Regions from separate parts of the Mus musculus genome. Here all the other regions are linked to region 3. The links are chromatin loops, found by intact Hi-C in ENCODE. Cell type or tissue: left cerebral cortex. All regions are shown on one strand. Region 1 has its middle 140 kb from the start of Gm46585. Region 2 has its middle 28 kb from the start of T. Region 3 holds the start of Gm16702 (predicted gene, 16702).

Evidence for each region. Peaks named below come from ENCODE experiments on the same cell type or tissue, not always from the same donor. Only the 100,000 strongest peaks of a DNase experiment are listed, where the experiment ranks them.
Region 1: it touches region 3 in a loop (2.7-fold over the local background); 8 of 42 quality-filtered maps call a loop at or near these places.
Region 2: a loop joins it to region 3, with 9 times the contacts of the local background. A loop is called at or near these places in 14 of 42 quality-filtered maps.

The regions. Positions count from the first base shown.
Region 1 is chr17:8,593,042-8,601,041 of GRCm38, forward strand. It overlaps a transcript of Pde10a not described here. Among named protein-coding and RNA genes, the nearest start is that of Gm46585, 140 kb to the right of the region's middle. In left cerebral cortex, a CTCF peak has its summit at 4,926 (motif pointing left); a DNase peak (open chromatin) is centred at 4,923; H3K4me3 peaks cover 348 bases.
Region 2 is chr17:8,458,684-8,466,683 of GRCm38, forward strand. No RefSeq gene overlaps it. Among named protein-coding and RNA genes, the nearest start is that of T, 28 kb to the left of the region's middle. In left cerebral cortex, CTCF peaks have their summits at 3,107 (motif pointing left) and 4,992 (motif pointing right); DNase peaks (open chromatin) are centred at 3,077 and 4,991.
Region 3 is chr17:8,386,381-8,394,380 of GRCm38, forward strand. T2 (brachyury 2) reads left to right here. Exons shown (of 11, transcript NM_001161832.1): 2 at 2,956-3,030; 3 at 4,524-4,662; 4 at 5,831-5,931. It overlaps Gm16702 (predicted gene, 16702), which reads right to left and starts at 3,088. Exons shown (of 3, transcript NR_045795.1): 1 at 2,608-3,088. In left cerebral cortex, CTCF peaks have their summits at 2,252 and 3,325; DNase peaks (open chromatin) are centred at 2,271, 3,112 and 3,313; H3K4me3 peaks cover 1,146 bases.

The DNA of each region.
Region 1 (8,000 bases), 210 kb after region 3:
GAACCGGCGCAGATGAATGACGGGTGAACTGGGAGGATGGAGTGAGCAAATACACAACAAGCACGTGATCACAGACATGCAGGGATGCCTACCTTCCTGGGAAGCTAGGTCCAGCAGCAGCTCAACCCTGGGCGGAGGCTGCTCAGGTCAAACTGAGGAAAGTTTTCAGACCGCTTTCTGTGGAAGTAAGAGCAAACGAGGTCTGGGGAGGGGCAAGTTTTGAACGGACTTCCTGCTCAGGAGTATCATATGAATAATGGCAGGTGTATTGGAAGGATATGGCCCTCCTGGTGCTGATGTCTATATGAATATATGCTGTGGGTATCCAGGCTACAGGGCTTGGCAGAACCATTGGTTTCTCTGACACTGGCATGTTTTCACTGGGAAGCTGTGAGGATGTATGTCGTGGGGCGCGTTGTTGCATGTGAACTCAGGAAGTAGCTGGCTGTTAGTTGTAACAGCAGCGTGAACTCACACCCAGCCATCTCAAAAGCGTTCTCTCTTGACAGGTGCCCGAAGCCTATGTTTCTTAGTATAGCAATTCATACCCTGGATTCTGCATTTGGAAAAATTGTGTACAAATCATCTTAGTTTGTTGATTTATTTTTGCCTTTGGGGGCAGAGTCTGGCTATGTAACATAGGCTAGCCTCAAACACAAATCCTCCTGTTTCTGACTTCTGAGTGCTGGGATGAGAGGCATGCATGTGCCACCAGGCCCTTTAGACATCTGTTCTTGATGGAGATCTCCAAAGGTCAACCCTATCCCCACAAAATCTACTTTGCTAGTTAGGTTTGAGGAATGTGTAGTTGGCAGTCTATCAGCGGATTCTTGGAAGACATGGTGGAACCTAGGACCAAAAAGAACACAGAGCGCAAGCACACAGAGGGCTGTGCTGGAAGATCTTTCATTTTAGAATATTTTAACTTGTTCTCAGATAATTTCATATCATATAGGTATACAATTTATCTTGATTATAACTGACACAAATCCCCCCACTCCTCCCAGATCCTCCAATCATTCTCACCTTCATGTTCTTTTCTTTTAAACAATATAATCCAATTTATTCTACCTGCATGCCCATGGGTGTTGGATCATCCATAGGAACATGGACAATTGACTATAGTTCACATCCTGGAAGAGAAATGGCACCTGCTTAGCCTGCCCTCAGCAGCCACCACTTGCCAATAGCTCCTCAGCTATTATGAGTGGTCTCATAAGTTCTGCCCTCACCCAAGCTGGAGTGTTTATTGGCTTAAATTTGCATAAATCCCTCCCTCATCAATTCTGGAGTGTTGATTGGCTTGATGTTGTATTGCTGGTGCTGAGAGCTCATTAGAGGGTTTTTGAGTGATTGAGCTCTGCCATGCTTGAAAATATCAGGCTTTTGCTTGCTTGCTTCTTCAGCCTGTGGTTAATTATATTTCCTGTCTCAGGAGTGATGCTGGCCAAATATTCAAGACTTAGCTGGTCTGTGTCTGAGCTCCTCTCCTTCAGGGTCTCTGGTTGAACAGCTGTTAGAACATGAACTGTGTATTCTTACATGTTTATGGGATGTTTCCTCTGAGCCACACTCTGTCCAGAAAACAAAGCAAAGATTTTAGCCATCGTGGACATTATGTCACAGAAGGTGGAGATAGGAAAGTGGAAAAATAATAAAATAGGCATATACAAATGACTTAGAATGTTGCAAAGTGGGATGGTTAGCTTAGTCAACTTGATATAACCTAGAGTCAGCAGGAAAGAAAGTTTCTGAGGGACTGTCTGCACTGGGTTTGTCTGTGAGCATATCTGTGGGGTTGTCTTAATTAAGGTAACTGATATGGAAAAACTCAGTCCATTGTGGGTGGCATCATTCCCTAGGCAGGGATTCCTAAGTAGTGTAAGAGTGGAGGAATTGAACTGAACACGGTAAACAAGGTAGTAAACATGGTTTTCTAAGCATTCATGAGGGCTGGCATCTGACACTTTAAACCTTCATGTTTAGTTTATATCTTAGGGCTAGCCTTAACCACAGATTTTCTAGGGAGAGACCATATGTTCTCTCTTCAAAGAGCCAAGCCTGGGAACATAGAAGCTTTCTCTGAGTCCACTCATCAGTGGCTATGATATGACTAGCTGCCTGAAGGTCCTGCCTTGTCTTCCTCACAATGACGGGTCTGTATATTTAACACAGTGACTGCAAATGAAACTAGAATGAGGTTAATGAGCGCACACCTAAAATAGAGAAGGCAGGTTTACCTGTACACATGAATGGGAGAGAAAAATCTTTCACAATTGATGCCTAGCACTCAGGTCTTAACAGACAGCAGGGATCTAGGGGAAAAAAGCTGAGGGAAGTCACCGATTAGGTAGTGGGTTGGGCAGCTCATTCCTCTATAAGGAGCTTTGTTCCTTGTGGGACAAAAATGAAAGGAAAATACAGAGACAGGTAGGTGATGGAAATAGCCAAACTCTGCATCCTATGTCACAGAATGAAACTGTTTAAGAAGTTGGGAGAGTTGGGAATAGAGATGCCACACAAGTAGACTGAGCTCAAGGGACTAGAGCCGCAGATGAGAGGCGACCTAGGAGTCTGTATGCTCTTCTGACGAGGTTGTCCACACAGTTGTGGCCAGTGGGGTGTCCTGACAAGTGCTGAAGATGGTGTTTCTGAGGCTTTGAGAGTCAGGAGGAATTGACCAGCTTGTAGGACTCCTTCTATATCCTCTGATGGTGGGATCATTTCTAGAAAAACATGCAAGTCGCCATGACTCCATGTGTGTCTTCCATTTACAAATTCTCTCTTTAGCTACGTCTAATCCACTGTGGGACCTATGGATTGATTATTACTTGATTATTTAACAGATTGATTTGGTTTAGTTTTAAGTTTCCCTGGTATTCTGGGATAGTTTCTGTACCTTGCTTACGTTTTCATGTTTTTACTTAGTCTCCAAGTATGATGAACACATGTTTATTTATTTAAAACTCCACTGAATACTGTACCTTGTATGTCCATTTCTGAATTACCAGAGTGATGGAGACTCTGTAGTTCAGAACCTCTGCCATCTCATGACACTCCGACAGAGGTGTCTATCTGTGGGCTCCAGGAGACATGAATGGGGGATGTATTTATCTACAAAGGCTCTCTGTTCTGGGTTTTCAAGCATTCATGAGGGCTGGCATTGGACACTTTCAGCCTTCATGTTTAGTTTATATCTTAGGGCTAGCCTTAACTACAGATTTTCTAGGGAGTGACCAGATGCTATTTTTGTCCACACACTCCTTCCTCTTTACCTCCTGGGGGTCATCGGTCCCCCCAGGACAGCAAGCATGTCCAACCACATAGCTCCCAAGCCTGCTTCTAGCAATCATTTGGAAGCACTCGGAAGCACGTGTACCTAACACTTTCTGTTTGCCTGGTGGCAGTTTTCAGACCCTCTACACTATAATTTTTGCCAGAGAAAACATTTGTCCTTACAGTTGCCTTGGCATAGCTAAAGCTTATTATAGACCCCTCAATATGTATTGAGGGGATAAGTAAGCACACATGCTACTTAACTGGAGTTTGTATCGTACCCTGATGGAGCCTAACAGGATGTTCCATTTACTTCTCAAAAAATCTTCTGGCGTATCACAGATATGATGTATCTACACAGAGAAATGATGTATCTACACACACAGACATGTATGAATCTATACACAAAGACATGATGTGTCTATACATACAGACATGATATATCTACACACAGAGACATGATATATCTACATACACACAGACATGATATATCTATATACAGACATGATATCTCTACACACAGACATGATGTATCTACACACACAGACACGATATATATACACACAGACATGTATGCATCTACACACAGAGACATGATATAGCTATACACAGAGACTTGATATATCTACACACAGAGACATACATGTATCTACACAGACACGAAGTATCTACATATACAACATGTATGTCTCTATACACACACAATGTTTCTACACACACACACACACACACATGATGTATCTACACAGACATGATGTATCTACGCAAACATGATGTTTCTACACACACACAGACATAATGGCTCTACATGTACAGACATGATATATTTACACACACAGACATGATGTATTGATACATACACACATAGACATGATATATCTACACTCACAGATAGACATGTATGTATGTATCTACACACAGACATGATGTATCTACACAGAGATATGCATGTATCTACATAGACATGATATATCTACACACAGAGACACATGTGTATCTATATAGACTATGCATGTATAGATCTTAGGGAAGTGAGAGAAGCATGGTGGGCCATTTACATTTCTGTCTGGTGGACTACTGACTCTCAAGTGGGGGTGTTTTGAGAGGGTATAGCCAAATAACACAGGGACTTTGGAAAGCAGGCTTGTCATTCACAGCACTGGCTTGTGTTTGAGAAGTTTGTGGCTCTCATTTTCCCTCTAGAGCAGTCTTTCCCAACCTTCCTAATGCTGGGACCCTTTGATACAGTTCCTCATAGTGTGGTGACCCCAACCTTAGAATTGTTTCATTGCTACCTCATAAGAGTACTTTTGCTACTGTTAAGAATCCTAATATGAATATCTGATATGCAGGATATCTGACATTCAACCCCTGTGAAAGGGTCCTTCAGCCACCAAAGGGGTCACAACCTACAGGTTGAGACCACTGCCAGGTGGTTCCCAAGAGGCTACCCTTCTGTCTGTCTTCACCTTTACAGCGCAGCTGCCTACCGGCTAGGTGACACTTTCTCTGCTACATCCTCCGTTTAGTCCTTGCTGACATCTCAAATGGACTTGATGAAATGTTGACGGACATTTAAGAATGTGCATAACCTCTGACTGTCAGTCTGTGTCTGGCAGACGTCTTTATCTGCTGTTTGCTGCCACCTAGTGGTTCACAGCTGCATAGGCCGTATTACACAGTCTGTAGAATTCTGTAATTGCTCCCAATCTGAGGACACATAACAACTGGGTAATTACAAGCCCGGTCTGCCTGGGTCTGCCCTCCCTCTGTGTTGGTATCCTTCCCCTAAATTATTCCTCTGTTGTATCCAATTATCCCCCAACCTCCCTCAGTTTAGGATGTGTGTAATAATTGCTTCAACAGAGCACAGACCAGGATGGTTTTCAGTTAATCTGATCTGTTAGTCAGGCTCATGTCTGGGCTCCTCCTTCAGGGTTTCAAAGGACACTTCACTTAAACTTCCCAGTAGTATCAGGAGCACACAGTTTATATCACCTGAGGTTTTTGTGTGTGATTTGAACAAATGCAGGTGGTTCAAGTTGACCAAAGGGGTTGTGTGCAGGTTGTTTAAAATCCAGGGCTGCAGTTGAAAGTTTCAGTGGGCTGACCCAACAGAAGAGGAAGCGCCAGCCTGCTGCCACCCAGCTCTGTGACTATGGGAGGGTCACATTATTGTGCCCCTGTCAGAGCCTTTCATGGAGTAGACACTGGCACCCTGGCATTCATGCTCTTGGGGTCCTTCATTAATGATAGATAGGAGACCAATTAGCCTCAAAAATAGATATAAGTAGAGTGGAGTGAAACACAAGAGAGACAAACATCACATGCTTCTCCACCTACAGACTCCACACTGAAAAAGGAAGAAGAACGAGAGAAAGAAAGAGAAGAAGGAAGGAAGGAAGGGAGGAACGAAGGAAGGAAGGAAGGAAGGAAGAAGGGCTGGAGTGATGGCTCAGTGATTAAGAGCACTGGCTGCTCTTCCAGAGGTCCTGAGTTCAATTCCCAGCAACTACCTGGTGGCTCATAACCATCTGTAATGGGATCCAATGCCCTCTTCTGGTGTGTCTGAAGATAGCCACAGTGTACTCATATACATAAAATAAATAAATCTTTTTTTTTTAAAAGGAAGGAAGGAAGGAAGGAAGGAAGGTGTGATGGTTTGTATATGCTGGACTCAGGGAGTGGCACTATTAGAAGGTATGACCTTGTTGGGAGTAGGTGTGTCACTGTGGGGGTGGGCTTTAAGACCCCAACCCTAGCTGCCTGGAAGCCAGTATTCTGCTAGCAGCCTTCAGATGAAGATGTAGAACTCTTAGCTCCTCCTGCACCACACTTGCCTGGAAGCTGCCATGTTCCCACCTTAATGATAATGGACTGAACCTCTGAACCTGTAAGCCAGCCCCAATTAAATGTTGTCCTTAGAAGAGTTGCCTTGGTCATGGGGTCTGTCCACAGCAGTAAAACCCTAACTAAGGCAGAAGGAATGAAGAAACAAGCAGAATGGGGCTATTTGAGAAGAGAAGAGAAAGGGCTCTGTAGGGAGTGAGGGTGAACAGGACCGAAGGGCCTTGCATACTTGTAAGGAGGTGGCATATGAGCCTATCATTATATTACACATTATGTTAATATGCCCTAATAAAATGCTTCTAGAAATCAACAACATATTTATCCCACCAGGCAATGGGGAGCTCTGGGGAAGAGGAACCCACTTTATATGCCTGCCCCTCTTCCCCCTGCCCCTCTCCTCTCACCCTAGCCTGCTATGCAATATTTCCCAGAAGGCACCACACCTCAGGTCATGGCAGAAGGAGACAGCAGTTTCTTTTGCCCCTAGTCACTGTGGTTGTGACTCTCACACAGCATGACCTCCTACTGTGCCAAGCCACTGCCACTGGGAGGGAATTCAGTCTCCACATATACTGGATCCTGCACCACCAGCCATTTGTGCAGGTTCCCGAGGCCACAGATAACACGGATGGCCCAAAACCAAAGCCACAGTCCCCGCCATCATCTCTTGGGGTCACAGCGAGGAGCATGGGTCAGCAGCAGGCCCTTCCTTCAAGTCAAGCTCAGGCTCTGCCATACTCTTAGTTGCCCTGAGATACCCTAGTGCATACAGAGCTTGGAAAACCAAAAGCCCCAGTGTCCTCTTGGGGTGGATCGTTCTCTGAATGTCCAGCACTAATCCATGAGCCTCTCTTCCTCTTGTGGTTCAGCTTCTCCGGTTGGGAAGAGAGAGGCAGCTAATCGAAGCCCCATAGCTTTCTCTGGGGCCAGGGTAGTGCAATGGGAGATGGGGCCTTGAGGCCTTGGGTTCAGTACAGAAAGATGCCACCTAGATCTCTGGGAATACACTCTGGGAGATGTTGCAGCCACGTGCAGAGTGGGGAGTGTGTGGTTCTCCTCTTAAATGCTTATTAAGAATCAAATGCTGCTTTGGAAGATCCATGTGCTATGCTATTCACCATAGAGCACCTGCATGCATTTATACAGGCAGAACCAGAGGCTGCCAGACTACTGACAGTCTGAGCACAGTAGGACTACAACTATGGCTGTCCAGAGCCTGGATAAAGTTGCAGGGGAAGGCCTGGCAACGAGCTTGTCCTTGTTTAGCTGAAAGTAGAAACACCCGGTCTTAGCTACGCCAGCACTAGGGTTTAAATTTAGATTTATTTGGAACTGGGGAGATTGCTCGATGGTTAGGAGCACTGACTGCTCTGGTAGAAGACCTAGAAGGTGGCTAACGACTGTCTGTCTGTAAGTCCAGTTCCAGGGGATCTGATGTCTTTTTCTAGCCTGTGTAGGCACTAGGCATGTAAGAGGTGCACAGACATACACTCAGGTAAAATACCCATCCGATACAATTCAATATTAAATTAGATGTATCTGGCAGCTTCTTCTTCAGCTTGGTTTTCTACGCAGGATGATATTAATGGCTGGTTCTAATTCCGTTGCTCATGTTACACTAACACTATGCTGTGCTCTGCTGTGTCCTGCACTCTGGGAACAAAGGGGTCCTGGGGAGCTACACTACCACCGCTGAGGTCCCTGAGTCAGCAACCAGAGATCTTTTGTCAAAGATCAAGTCCCCGCCTGCATGGTGTCTGATGGCACTAGAGGCTGTGCCGTGAGCACTTAAGTGCCTTGTAACTCCTGTGATCATGTCCTGGAACAGGGCCTCTCTTTTCCTTTTTCTTTTTCTTTTTCTTCTCCTTTTTCTT
Region 2 (8,000 bases), 72 kb after region 3:
GCCAATTGCTAAGGAAGGACTCAAGCCACTGCAGGTGGTGCTATTCATGGGCAGGGGGCACTGGGGTATATAAGGCAGGCTGAGCAAGCCATGGGGAGTAAAGTCACTAAACAATGTTCCTCCATGGTCTCTGCTTCAGTTCCTGCCTCCAGATTCCGGCCTCAAGTTCCTGACCCTGCTTCGCTTCAGGGCAAACTACAACTGTAAGCTGAAATGAGCACTGGTTTCTTTTAGTCATGACATTTATCACAGCAGTAGGAGACCAAACTAAAACAATACCCATTGTGGATACTTCTCATCAACAGAATCATCTAGTATATAGTCTCTTGTCACTGGCCTCTCTCTTTTGACATTTCCAAAATTTGCTCAAATTGTAGTATGTAATGGAATACCACCTAGTCTTACTACTGAGTATTTCACTTCATGGATACATTGTATTTTGTCTGTCTCCAACTCCCCTGGATGGAGATTTGAGCCATTTCTACTTTGGGGCATCACAAACATTGTATCTGTGAACATTTGTATAGATTGTTACGTGAGTGTGAATGTTTACCTTCCGTTTTCTTGGGTTTATTTCTAGGAGTAGAGATCGTGAGCCAAACAGTGACTGTTTAATATTTCCTGAGAGCTTTTTCTAAGCTCTGCTCTGTTTTTCATCCCATTGCCAACGCAGGAGGTTCTGGTTTACACACATCCTCACCCAGAATTCTTTCTCCTTCGCTCTAATGATGATGCCAGTGTACCTGGGTCTCACATCACCCTGGCTTTGATAGTGTGGCCCTATTGGCCAGTGAGACTGATGTCTCTCTGGACCCTTAGTGGCTGTGTCTACGTTACCTGTGGAGGAATGGCTGCCCATTCAAACCCTTTACTGACCTGAAAACCTGGTTTTATTGTTGAGTTCTCAGGACTCTTTATATACTCTGAGTAAAAATACCTCACTGGGCATATGATTTGCAAATGTTTCTCTGATTTTATAGTTTATTATTTTTCTTTTTTGGTGGTCTATTTTAAAAAATGAAAAACGTGTGTGTGTGTGTGTGTGTGTGTGTGTGCGTGTGTGTGTGTGTAGGTAGAGAGCAACTTGTTGAAGTTGGTTCTCTCCTTCAAGGCGGGTTAAGCTCAGGTTGCCTTTACTGTCTGAGCCAGCTCACCGGTCCTGAGGGTTCTTTTGATGTACGAGGTTTTAAATTCTAACAAGGTCTAATTTATTAATTTTCTTTAAAACTTATTTTTTTAAAGAAAATTTTATGTATGGGTATGAAAAACATATATAAGTTCTAGCTAGCCCATACAATCCAGGTATTTTATTTAGAAGCTGTAAGCCTAGACTGGGCAGAGTAGGAGCTATTCTAACTTACCTCCCAGCCATATGTCCCTTGTCACTTGTGGTTTCTCCTGCCACGTGCTCATGGTCCATCTCTTCTCACGGTGGTCCCCTCCTCCTTTGATGTCCTTTCTTCTTTCTCCCTAGCCAGGTAACTGAAAACTTGCCCATTTCTATCTATAGCCCAATCGCAGGCTTTAGTCTTTTATTAGCCAATTAACTTGGGGGAATCAAGGTTCACACAACAAAAGCTGGTGGATGTGAGAATATCCTCATGGGGGCAGTCAGATCTTGGGGGCCAGGATTTAGTATTTGAATACATAGCAGCACTGGACCAACCCCCTACATATGGGCATTTTTCTCCCCTTCAGTATTTTGTCTGTGAATATACACGTATGTCAGTGTGCCACATGTGGTACCTGGTGCTTGTAGAGGCAAGAAGAAGGTGCCAGATTCTCTGGGACCGGAGTTACTGATGGTTGTGAAGCAGCCTTTGGGTCCCGGGAATCACTCCCAGGTCCCCTAGAAGAGCAGAGGTACTCCTAACCACTGAGCCACATCTCTAGCCCTTTAAAATAAATACAATTAACTATTATTGTGTGTGCACGTGCGCCACAGTGTGAGTGTGGAGGTCAGAGGATAACTTTTTGGAGTTTGTTTTCTCCTCTCACATTCATGTAGGTTCCAGGGATGGAACTCAGAGCGCCATACTTGTATGGCAAGCGTCTTCATTCCTGAACCATCTCATAACTCTGAGATTTTTTTTTCCCCATTTGTTTCTTGTGCTTCTGGTGTCTAAGACACCACTGCCCAAGTCGTGAGGATTTACTTCAGTGTTTTCCATAGGAGATTGGAGCCTTTATATTTTGACTGTAGATGTGTCTGTTTCAGTTGATTTTTGTGTGGTGTGTGGAAGTGATCCGAACATCCTGTAAGCAATGGGTATCTGTCTGTCCCAGCACTATTTGCTGAAAATAACCATTCTTCATTTTATCGGCTTGGAATCCTTGGTAAAGACAACCAGGAAGGTCATTTGATTGCTTGATCGCACAGATGCATGGCTGCATGGAGTTCCTCTAATGCTTTCTTCTTCATGATTTTGTAGCTTGTGTTTACTTCACAGTACACCTTTTGCATTTCACCTGGACAGCTGGCTTTCATTGGCAGGAGGATAGAGGAATGGAGAACACACACTGTTAGCAGGAACCCACCGAAAGTTATGCACAAAAGTCTTTTTTAAAAAAGCCCACGAAACACTTGAACACATCACTGCCGAAGTTTGAAAGTAGCTTGAGGATATTTGGTAGTTTCCTTGAATAATACTTGATTTGCAAGGGTCCTTTTATTTGATCTGCCTCAGAGATTGTCCACTGGAATATCCTGATCCCCAGAGCATCGGTCAAAACCAGCAGTGGTTATAAATACAAGTTGCTTAGATCCACAGACAAAATACTCGTGCAGGAGAAGAAAAAAAAAGACTCACCATGGTGCCAATGAGGAGATATGGTGGACATTGTGACCCAGGGCAGCTGGGGCCAGCACCTGAGAGCTGAGGGCTGTTAGAGGATGCTCAGCCAGAATGGAATAATTTCAGGGCAACGTCTACAGAGAACTCCAACCTGACAGGGAGGACGAACAGCATCAGGTGAAAGGTATGCATCAGCTGTTACTACACACACAGAGCCAGCTTCAAAAAGCAACCCTGGTCAAGGAGAGTTTCCTTGGCTGCCTGTAACTCCAGCTCCGGGGCATCTGTCGCCCTCTGCTGGCCACCCTAGATACTTTCACACATGTGGCAGTCTCTCATAAAATAAATCTTAACACAAAACCCCCCTTAAATTCCAATAAATTGAGACTGTTTATAAGAACCAGATAAAGTCTGAATATATATAAACTACCAAAGTTAAAATCAAAAGATACAATAAACAACTTAAACAAATGGGTAATGATCACTGAGATGGACACAGGCGTAGTCTCCCAGCTGCAAAAAGCCCGAGCCTGCAGAGAATAGCTGCTCAATTTTGTCAGCCCTTAAAGAGTAACACGGTGCTTCTCAGGTTGCTACGTGAGGAAAGATAAAGAATGCCAGGAAGTACTTCTACAGAGCCAGTGTTTCTCTGACACCAAAGCGAACCAAGGAGACAACAGAAAACCGTAGGTGCTGGAGAGATGGCCCAGCAGTTACAAGTGCAGAGGACTCAGGTTCAAGTCCCAGCATGCACACTGGGTGGCTTCCGACTTGCCTGCAACTCTGGCCTCCATGGATATCTGTCCCTGGGTGCACAAACACACACACACACACACACACACACACACACACACATATATATAACTAAAAATAAAATTTTAAATCCCAAAGATGACAGTGGTGGTGCACATCTTTAATCCCAGTACCTGGGAGGCAGAGGTAGACAGATCCCTGAGTTTGTGGCTAGCCTGGTCTACAGAGAGAGAGAGTTCCAGGACATCCAGGGCTACACAGAGAAACCCTGTCTCAAACAAATCAAAAACCCAAACAAACAAACCAAAAACCCAAAAACCAAAACCAAAACTCCAAAATCTCAAGAACCACACGTCTGAGATGGATGCAGAAATGAACAATTGAAAGTTGCAAACAGAATTGAACAACAATTATTAAAGCAGCATCCCACAGCATCCCACAGCATCCCCACACCATGGCTGTGCTGGTGTCATCCCAGGGATGCAAAGATGGACCGACAAAGACAATCAACGTAAGAGGACAGGAAGGAGTTAAAGTCAAATAATAATCTCAGTAGGTACAGGACAGGTCGAAGGTCAACATCCTCTCATAATAAAACACCTGGACCACTAGGAGAAGGAAAGGCCGCACCTCAATGTAATAAAGGGAATTTACATGACAAGCCCACAGAGACCATTGTACTAAATAGGGAAAACCTGAACGCATCTCTTATAAAGTCCGGGGGGGGGGGGCGGCAAGAGAAAGAAATGAGAGATACAAACAGGAAAGGAAAAGATAAGGTATCATTAGTTGCTGGTGATATGATTCTATAATGGAGGGGGGGACCTTCCATTCCCCCCCCCCCAAATACTCCACCAGAAAACTGTTACATCTGATATGTGGTATAGAATGGACTCATGAAGCCCATATTTTCTGTACAGGAAATAAGTCTCAATTAAAAAAAAAGTTGTGTGTAAACCTGATGTGGTGGCACACATTTGTAACCCAGCATTCAGGAGGCTGAGGCTGTGTGCACAAGGCTTCAGCTAGTCCCAAAATGAAGATGTAGATCTGGAATATAAACGGGTGGAACCGAAGTTACGAACTCAGCGGGTAGGCCCGGGAGACAGTCGGGAGAGTAAACTTAAGTGACAGCTAGGGGAGGAAGGTGGGGAAATAGAATGTTCCTACAGCTCCGAGATGGACATCGTAGAAAATTAAGACCTCAGCGGACTGAGCAGGCATCCACAACACAGAGACACCTGGGAGTTCCTTTAAATACTGCAGGTGCACATGAGATAAGGAGTTACAAAACATCTCAGTCTGCCTGGCAACAAAACCAGAGTCTGGATCTTGTGTGTTGCAGTAGTATCGAGAGGCTGCTTATCAGAAACTTCTGTTCCCAGGTTAAATACAGTACAGCCGGCCCAAAGCTGCAGAAGTTCATATGGCCACACGATGGCGATGGTGAGCCTGTCTTGTGAAGCGTCATGCCCTTCAGGGCTTTGTCTTGCTAATAATTTTAGTCTTTGGAGTGTGATGGCTGCTGGCTCGTCTAGTTGGGCTAATACTCTCAGCCATTGTGGTGTGCCAGGTAGACTTCTGGGAAACCTGAGCAGGAAGGAAGGGATACTGCAGAATATCCTGAGGACACGATCAGGCATTCTCTATTTATTTTATGTATGTGTTTTGTCCACATGTATGTATATGCACCATGTGCATGCCTATGCCTCAGAGGTCAGGAGGGCATTGGATCCCGTGGAGTTAAAGGTACCAATGGTTGTAAGGTAGGTAATGGGAAGTGGATCTGTGTCTTCTGCAAGGGCAGCGAGTGCTATTCACTGCTGGGCCAGCATCTCTCTAACCCCACAACTATGCATTCTAGAGACCAACTTGTCTGGCAGGGACCTGGATTGAGTTCTTTACAGAGCCTTGGAGGTGAGCAGACAGAGCGGAGTCTCTGGTAGGTGATGATGGGAATGAATGGCAGGAGAGGATTCTGGGAGCTGCCTTGAGGGAAGTATGTCTTGCTGCTGTCTGAAGAGAAGAAACCTCTGTTGTGAGGATATGGGGGAGAGAGGAGTGGTCAGAGCCTTGGTTGGGATGGTGGTGAGGAACCTTGGGGGGATGTGCTTTGTGACTGGGGAAAGCTACAGGAGGTCAGCCTAGAAGAGAGGGGTAAGAACTCTGGCATGTCCCGTCTGGGTAGAGCTGTGCTGCCCTCTGTGTGGGGGAACTGCCAGAGTCCTGTGGGTCATCGGCTCCCAGGGTCAAGACCAAACCCTAGACGGTGGCTACCCAAGACGAATTCAGAGGAATTCAGAATACCGTGGAATTCTCTTGATTTCTAAGAGATTGAGATTGTCAGAGTAGGGAGAAGCCCCGGGGAGTCTGGTGGAAGAATGACTTTAATCAGAACAGGACCAGGAGCAGGGAGTCTGCAGGGGAGGACTGAGAGCTGGGCTGCCCAGAGGTGCTCCATGCCATCAGAGTTGTAGGGGTGCAAGATTGACACCTGTCACCAGGATACCTCTATCTCATTCCCACTGGAAGACTTAAAGCCAGACTGCAGGAGGCCAAGGAGAGCTGGACTCAGACTGGTGTCAGATGGTGGGCCAGTTCTAACAGAAGTATGGGCATGGAAGGAGCAGAGGCAGGCGGGAAGGGAACACTGCTCCCTCAGAACCTGTGCCGATGTCTTTGGCGGTGCATTGCTGTGGCAGAACCCCTGACAAAAGAGACTTTAGGAAGGACCGGTTTGGTTTGACCCCAGTCTAATGGAGCAACACACCGTTGTGAGGGAGTCAGAACAGCAGCAGGAGCATGGGGCGGCTGGTTTCACAGGGTCCACAGTCAGGCTAGTACCATAGCCCGTGGGATGGTACCATTCACACTCAGAGTAGATCTTCCCTCTACAGTTAAACCTCTCTGGAAATACCTCATAGACAACCCCACCTCCAGCCCGGGTGATCCCAAGTCAAGGAAAATTGACAAGGAAGAAAATCAGCGTCAGTAGTGGAAAGCTCAAACTGTAAATAGTATGACTATCTGTGATGTTACCATGGCTGGACAAATGGGCAGGGAGGGACTTGAGATTTAAACAAAGCCAAACCTGTATGGAGCCTTTGCGGCTCAGCAACACAGATGTGAAGGCGAGATCACCCACATCACTGGATACTTACTGCATGTGTGCCCACTCCAGCACATCACTCTTGGATGGTCTCCCCACACAATGGCACACAGGGTGGTTATTCTGCACAGCTAGGATAATGGTTTCCTGGGGCTACAAAATATGCTGTGCTCGGCTCTCTCCAGGCAGGGGCCCGGCTCTCTCCAGGCAGGGGCAGCACTTGCTCTCAGAGTTGTTTTAAGAATTAAAATTGACAGCCGGGTGGTGGTGGCAGCGGCGGTGGTGCACGCCTTTAATCCCAGCACGTGGGAGGCAGAGGTAGGCGGATTTCTGAGTTTGAGGCCAGCCTGGTCTACAAAGTGAGTTCCAGGAAAGCCAGGGCTACACAGAAAAACCCTGTCTCAAAAACAAAACAAAACAAAACAAAACACCCCCCAAAACAAACAAACAAACAAACAGAATGAAAATTGACGAGTCCCACAAGAGCAGTGAGACAGGGGATTCTGGCTTCTGGGTCTGACACACACTGCTCTGTTAATGCGACCCCACACTGTGGGCAACTGTGCTCCACTGTTAAGACATGATGAACTTAAGGGCACATTCAGCTGTGTGAAAGAAGCCATGTGACAGGCTCATTGTAAATCCCTCAGAAAATAAAGAAAATAGAAAAATTTTCCTGTCACCGGTGTGAAGCTGTCTCACACATGCTAGACAGATATAAAGTGTTCCTAGGGGGAAAAAGAATGTCAGAGATCACTCCCGTAATAAATATCAGGGATCACGTACGTAATGTCAGGGAGATCATTAGGGTAACTCCAGCACTAGAGAAGCTGAGGCAGGAGGATTTCAAGTAGGTGACCAGCATGGGCTACAGGGTAAAGCTTATCTCAACCAAAGCATATGAGAGGAGACAGAGACAGAGAGAGAGAGAGAGAGACAGAGACAGACAGACAGACAGAGACAGACAGAGAGAGACAGAAAGAGACTCAGAGGACAGGGTGGGGAGGGGGAGGGAGAGGGGGAGGAGGAGGAGGAGGAGGAGGAGGAGGAGGAGGAGGAGGAGGAGGAGGAGAGACATTTTACTACTATTAGCTGTATGCTGTCTCATCCTGCCCTCAAATGTTTCTGATTGTCTTGTTTTCTGTCTTCCAGCCACCTGGCATCTTTTCTTCTAGAGCTTTCCATAGATCCTTTGCCTCTGCATCTGGGAAGTGATAAAAGTGGAGATTCTGTTCTTTCCTCATGGCATTGACCACAGGCCTGAGAAGCCCCTGCATGTCTCAGCAATGGGCTGGTATCCTGTAGACCCAGAGGCCTGGGACCACGCACAGGCCGCTGACTCT
Region 3 (8,000 bases):
CCTACAGATGACTTTCCTTTGGAAAGCCACCCACAGATTAGTAGATTGGTCAGCTATCATGTGAGAAGCTTTTTATGGCAATCAACTAACAGCCAGCCACTACTGACCAATGTGCAGAGAATAAGAAATTCAGAAAGGCTTAACCCTGGGTGGGATGCCTTCATCACAACCCTTCCACCCAAGGAAGAGGGGGCAGGAGGATTACAGGAGCCATAGGTGGTGGACGACCACACAGAAACAATGCATTCTGGACACAGCAGAGCAGCTGCACATAAGAATCTACAGCCGTTGAGGCTGTGCACAAAACTCGGGCTCAGACAAAATTACAGCATTGAGGAGAGGAGGTGGCATGTAGTCCCTCCCGCCCCTAGCTAAAGGCTACTGGCGCTGATCTTTGCCTGGAGAGAGAGTCAGTTTTAAGGGTGTGATTCCTGTGAACACGCTTGACCCAGGGAGTGGCACTATTTGGAGGTGTGGCCTTGTTGGAGTAGGTGTGTCACTGTGGGTGTGGGCTTTAAGGCCCTGATCCTAGATGCCTAGAAGCCAGTTTTCTCCTAGCCGCCTTCAAAATAAGAGGTGGAACTCTCAGCTCCTCCTGCACCATGCCTGCCTGGATGCTGCTATGCTCCCACCTTGATGATAATGGACTGAACCTCACAACCTGTAAGCCAGCCCCAATTAAATGTTGTCCATTTAAGAGTTGTCTTGGTGGACACGCAAACTTTATATGCCCCAGTACAGGGGAACGCCAGGGCCAAAAAGGGGGAGTGGGTGGGTAGGGGAGTGGGGGTGGGTGGGTATGGGGGACTTTTGGTATAGCATTGGAAATGTAAATGAGCTAAATACCTAATAAAAATGGAAAAAAAAAAAAGAGTTGTCTTGGTCATGGTGTCTCTTCACAGCAGTAAAGTCTTTGTCTTGCTGTGCCAAGACAAAGGGTGCGGCCCCTGGAGAGTAGGCCAGCTTCTAGTGAATGCCATAGCTCTATGAGTGTATGGGCAGCATAAAGTGTACTTGACGAATTAAAACAAACATACAAAAACTAAAAAATAAAAACACAGAAGGTTGAGTGGGTAGAAAAGGGGGTGGGGTAAATATGACCCAAATGCATTGTATAAGACTCTGCAAGAACTAACCAAAATGAGAAAAGGAGTTTAAAGGAGTTGGTATATGAAGACTACATTGTGGTCAATAAGAGAAAGGGTGAATCATGCTTACCAATAATGTAAAACAGGTTATCATCCCACAAGACCACAGCCCACAGCCTGTATAGTTGTATTTACACAACAAACGAGAAGGGAACCTGTCAAAAGTATACAACCAAAGGAGAGGAGGGCAGGGGGAGGTGGGGAGGCACACCCTTCTCTTGGATGGTAGTTATTCTTCTGTTCCTTGCCTGGTCACATGAAAGTGGACCACGGGAGAGTATGGTCCCTATAAGTTTGCATGGGGGTGAGGTAGGGAATCTGATGTTTTAAGAATTCTAAGCACTTTGAGTTATTACAAACCACACACCTGTACTGTGATATCTTAAGTAAAATTATAGGAACTATGTCTCTTAGCTGAATTAGGGGCTGAAGAAGGCACTGAACCCAAGAATTCGAAAAGTTGTAGATTCAAAAGTGTGTGTGTGTGTGTGTGTGTATGTGTTTGTGTGTCCTGTATTAAATTCTTGCAGGTTCATTTAAAATTAATGTCAGGAGTTCCATTACAAACTGATAATATGCTGTTCTAATGTTCAGTGCATGGCACATGAAATGTACAAATGAAAATATATTTGAATTTATTTTCATTGAGCAAAATGTATTGACAGGAATGTAAGCGAAGGCATGTGTGCAAATATGCACACACTCAAGGACCCAGCAAGGTATGTGTGCACAGGCTCACTCAGGGACCCTAGGAGACACCCACTCTTTACCACAGTTCCTACTGGGGTCGTTTAAAGTGATTTGTTATGGCTCTTTAAATATGAATAAGGTGTTTACAGTGATCTTCTTATATGACACACCCCCATCTTCCCATAAACGATCATAAGTTTTAAGCGATTCTAAGACATACCTAGAGCCCTCCTGAAACTTATCAACTGGTTTTCCCACACACTTCCTGAACCATCTCAGATGCGAGGGCTTCAAAGGCTGGGAATTCCTAAATCTCTCTCTGTGTGTGGTCTGGGGAAAATGTCCTTGAGAAGGACCTGTGAGGCTAAGGTTCGGGGTACCCAGGCCTGGGAATTTCAGGTGCGAAGAATAGCCGCTGGGTGTCGCTGCTGTAAGGACAAGAAGGTGCGAGGACCTGCATCCTTGAGGATGCTCGAAATGTGCGCAAGAAGTAGGGTGCCCCTACAGCGTCTGTAAGAGGCTGGGCCTGCCATGGAAGAATTCTAGCCCGGCGGTAAGCATTTGGAAATCTCTTAGACAAGCTCCTTTAAGCAACCTGAAAGCATGGTTTACAAATTGGCAGAAACTGAGGAACGTTCGGGAAGTCAAATGACTTCTTTTAAAAGGAGAAACCTTTCAAAAGACTCTGGAAGGTGGACCTAACACCTCCGGTCTCCCACGGTGGCCAGCAAAGGGTGTGTTGGGGGGTAAGGGGAAGGCAGTCCTTTACCTTGGAGTTGGAAGCCCATCTGCCCCCTGCAACTGCAGGTCCTGAGAAGAGATCACAGCATCCGATGGTCTTTCCTCCTCACCCCTAACGACACAAACTTGAAGGGGGAACCGATGGAGACTACAAACAGGTTTATAGCCTGCCAGCAGGGCTCAGGGCTCCAAATTGCCCGGCGAGGCAGTCCCCGGTGGTTTTGGCGGGGCGGGTGCGCAGGGCCCCGCCGCGCACTCATTAGCGCCCACTCTGCTTAATGGCTTCCTGTGGTTGCTTGTTTACTTCTTCCTTGCCTGAGGCTTTGTTCCTGGCCACCGCTCGCCTTGCCCACCACCTTTCTTTGCTTGTTTGCAGTCGCAGCCCGAAGCTTGGTCAGCATCCCCGCCCAAGGCTTCAACCAGGTTCCCTTCCAGGTCCAACGCCTACCTGGTAAGACAGAATCCCGGTAAGACGTGTACTCCTGAGAGCAGGAACACGCTGAGCATCCCAAAGGCCCAGAAAAGGGGGCGCTGCTTCCTGCTGTGCCAGGCGGGCATTTGTCACAAATCCCTCCACCAGAGACAACCGCCAATCACTTGCCCAACAGGCAGAGGGGAGGGAGACCCAACACCTCTACCTAAGCTCTATACACCGGTGAGCCTCTCTAAGGATCTAAAGCTCGAGTAAGCAACACCCCCACCCCACCCCCAGCGCTGTTCCTTTTACCACTTCCTGTAGAGGGGGTAAGAGTTCTTTCTTTAGAAAGCCACAGCCTGAATCTGAGGTAGTCCATAGTCTCCACAAAAAAATTAGCATAGCCTGCCTCCCATTTCTGCATCAGGAGTTAGATGGGGGTCGGGCGGTGTCTGTGGAATGCAAGGTGCGTTTTGGTCATCCAAAACGAAACGAATGAACACTAACCTGTAGCTAGAGGGCAGTGCATGGCCGATTTTATTTCACTCTTGGATTTGTTAAATCTCAGGCCCACCGCAGATCAGATCAAACCTAATGGTCTCTGTGCCAGGTGCATTGTTAGTTCATAGGCCACTCCACTAGGCTCCTCTCAGGGACCTAGCAGTGACTTACGCCATCCTCTGTCTAATGCCAGGAGCGCAGGTGCGGGCTCTGTATGAAAAGACTACCCAGCTCTCTCTGTTGTAGGCGTTCTCTCTCCCCCTTTCTTCTGTCTTCGGAATCCCCTTTCTCACCTTCTCTGTGCCTCTCTCTGCGTGTCCTCCAGACTCGCTTACTGCCTCTACCCTTCCCAGGTGTTACTCCTCTCTCTTCTCCCAGTAAGGCCCCTTTATACCAGCTCTAACAGCCTGGTATAATTTCTCAGGGACATACCTTGGCATGGGCCCACCAGGTACCTCCCTCTCTGCATTATATTTCATAATAGTCATGAACTCCAGCTAAGCTCTGTGTCTGCCAGCTTCTCAAAGAGATTCCCTTACCCAATGCTGTCCCAGAAGTCCTGGGGTTAATCTCTGCACAGAAAGTGACTTTGGAATGGCCTTTCCATTAAGCAGCTTTGGGCTTGGTTGCTTGATGCTAGAATCACATATAAAAGCCATTCAGAATAGTCAACGGTAGCTGTTCCTCCATGTGTCTGAGACTCCTTTAAGAGTGGTCCTGGAGATGGACACCAGCACCTATGAAGCAGAAGTATGTTTGAATGGGGAAGCATCCCAAGGCCTCCTTTCTGCTGAACTGGCAAGCACAGCAAATAGCATGCGCCTGTGTCGCAACTAGGATAGAGAGTGGTGTCACAGAGGACAGATGATGTTAGAAGCGCACTTCTTCTGGTTGCCTTCAGACCAGCCCCCCTCCCAACCAAGCATCTGCTAGAGTTAACTTCAGGCTGCTACTAATTAGCTTTAAAAACAAAAACAAAGCCAAAAAAAGAACTTATCTATATGCCCATTCTCTTTGGAAAAAAAAAGATTATAGGGTTGCAAAACGAGCTGACCAAATGTGGGATCTTGAAGAACATGAGCGACGACGAGGATTTCTGGAAACTGGTTCAGGAGGAAGCTCTTGGAGTGGGAACTAAAGAAAAGCTCCAGAAGATAAAACTTAAGTGTATGGATATTTCTTCCCCGATCCCTTGGGGGTTTTTGTCCCTTTGAGCATGCAGTTTGTCTTCTTGGCCCTTAGCCATTATCTCTATTTTAAAAAGAGCCCTGTGGGTCTGGGAGGTCGGCTCAGCCAATGAGGTGCTTGCTGTGCAAGTGTGAGGTGCTTGCTATGCAAGCGTGAGGTGCTCAGTTCAATCTCTAGCATCCATGTAAAAGCCAGGTGCGGAGTGGAGCTTGTGATCCCCACATCAAGGAGACAGAGAGCAAGGATCCATAGGCTGGCTGTACAGCCAGGCTAGCTGAATTAGTGAACTCCCAGGCAGTGAGAGACTCTATTTTTTTTAAGGTGGAGAGTGATTGTGACAGACCTGATAACAATCTCTGGCCTTCACACAAATCTTTACTTGTACACACACACATATACACACATACACACAAACACACAAGCATGCATGCACACCTGAACACACACACATATGCATGCACACCCCCACATGTGCACACCTGCAGACATGCACACATGCGTGCACACACACACACACACACACACACACACAGCAGTGGCATCTTTTTTATTGCATCTTAATTGGACCCAGGAGCTCTCAGTTGAACCCAGGTCTACAAGCAGGTTGGACAAGTATTTTAACACATCCTCAGCTCTTTATTTGAAACAAAACCCAAACAAAAGCAACAATAACCATTTTGAGGCAGTCTTATTAGGTTGCCCAAACTGATCTCAAACTTGCAGTCTGCTACCAGCCCCTGCGCTATGACGTCAAGCATTTTGAAAGACAAGATCTCCATATGTAATGCAGCAAGCCGCTCTCAAACCCCTGCCCTTTCTGTTGGCAGTTCCTCCTAAGCCTCCTGGGTACCAGGGATTCAGTTGTAGGATGCCACACTTAGCTCCATAAGTAAAAATATCCAATATCATATAGATATACCAATTAGATAAATGAAGGCTGAAATTCAGAAGTAAGTCTTGCATAGATAAAAAGCTTGTAAATTTCCAGTTTTATATTTAAGGGAGCAGTCTACTCAAGCCCTGAGCTGGAATTTTAACCTTAAGCAGCCCATCTCAACACAAGCTCACATTGTGCCTGCATATAGGATAATGGACGTTTATACAGTACACATTTGGCTCTTGATAACCCTTTAGTCTCTCTCCCCAGTGATGAATCCCAGGCCCTGGCCACCAGCTGCTTCCAGGAGAAGGGAGACCGAGATGCTGGTCAGCAGTGATCAAGACAGTGGGGCACGCCAGGGAACACAGGTAAGAGTTTCTCCCAGCATGAAAATGCACTTTTTCAATGCATTTTTTTCTCTACTAAGGAAAAAATGTTTCATGTCTACTACATTACAGTCCTGTTTGTTTGTTTAGCAGTAAAAGAACCATTTAGGGAAGCAATTGGAGTGTCCTGCATTTTGAAATTCTTACTACTTTTGGAGTTTGATACTTTTACCTCACCTGCCTAATTTCATTTGAAGAATGTACAACAAGGACGCTCTTGATTCCTGTCTTCCTGGTGCATCTTGGGAGAAAAACAAAGCAAAACAAAACAAAACATGGAATTGAAATGACTCAGGGAAGGGGACAGGTTAGCAAGAAAAGTGTGAGTTACTTTTAACTGAATACATACTTACTGTGACTCTGTCCACCGAGGTGGGGGAGGGCATGGAGCTCATGTTGTCATGGTGATGGAGAAGCCTCGTCCTGGGGAAGGAAATCTGAACTTGACTTTTGACCTTGCTCCCTAACAGGTGGTTTGGATAGTGACCCCCCCCCCCAGTCATGTCTTCCTAGAGGTACAGAAACAATGTCTGCCTAAAAGGGCCTCTTAAAATCAAGTGGTGGTAGCACAGAGTGGCCTTTAATCCCAGCACTTGGGAGGCAGGCAGATCTATGAGTTTGAAACCAGCCTATTCTACAAAGTGAGTTCCAGGACAGCCAAGGCTGCACAGCAAAACTCTGTCTCAAAAAAACAAAACAAAACAAGCAAATAAATAAGTAAATAAATAGATAAATAAGGTCCTTGTAGGAGGAGCCCACATGCAAAGGTCCTGGAATCAAGCGCTCTGGAGGATAAGCATGAAGACTGAATTGTTACAGAGAATATTGTTTTCAACCACAGATGGTTGTGTGAACTTTGATTTTTTTTTCCTTTTGGAGATAGGGGCTACATAGCCCTAGGTTGGACCTCAAAATTGCAATCCTCCTGTCTCAGTGTCCCAAATGCCAGGATTGTAGATGGGTGCCACTATACTCAGCTCAAATAATCTTATTAACTTAACCTGTTGAGTTTTGAACTTCTCTACTGGAAAGCTATTTCAGCCCAAGAGGCAGCCAGCACACTTAGACACATTCTACCCTGCCCAGTCTGTGAGCAGAGCTGAGCCACACTCTGGTGGAAGACTGTTTCACACTCAGGCGCAAGGAGCACCCATTTTAAATTTGCTACACAGACCATATTGAGGAGGGGCAGTCTGTCAGGTGGCTGAACTTGGCTGAAGGTTTAATTTACTTACCAACTGCATTTGCTGGAGAGGACAGACGGGCCCTTGACTATAGACCACAGATGCGTCTAGCAATTTTGAAACAAAATAACTCGTAGAGTTCAGGAAAGGTGGTTTTCTCAATGAGCGGTAAAAACGGGCAACAGCTGAAGACAATCACCATCTTTATCATCTTTGTAGAAGTGGTTTGGAGGTCAGTGTGTGGGGGGTGACTGGGTTTAGGTGAGGGTGTGAGGTTATGAGGAACGACCTCATAAGGGGAGTCTTGGTTAGGCTTGCTCTCCCCATCCTCTACATGCCAGCACGTAGTGGGGAAGTGGCTGTCTCCATCCCTAAGACCTACTCTCTTGGCTCCATGATCTCTGACTTCCACCTTCTGAACTATGAGAAAACAGATTTCTGCCATTTAAATAATCCAGCCTGTGATATGCTATGTTATCCACTGGAACTAAGACAGTAGTCCAATATATACATTACATGGTTCTTTCTTTATCCAGGGTAGCTTCAGAGACTAGAAAAGAGGACCCATAGGAAGGTAAGGGAGTTTCAGATCAATATGGGTGGAGTTCTCTTTTGTTTATTAACAACTGGTGCACGCCTTTAATCCCAGCACTCGGAAGGCAGGCAGGTGGAGTGAGTTCCAGGACAGCTAGGGCTATGTAATGAGATTGTGTCTCAAAAAGGGGGTGGGGTGAAGGGTGGGGGTGATTGGCCAGGCTGGCTTTGACACTCCCCTTTCCCCCCCAGAGCATATTGTTATGACAGGAAGGGTCACTTAATGCTTCAGCTAACTCAAGATGTGTAATAACTTATAAAACAGAAGCGACT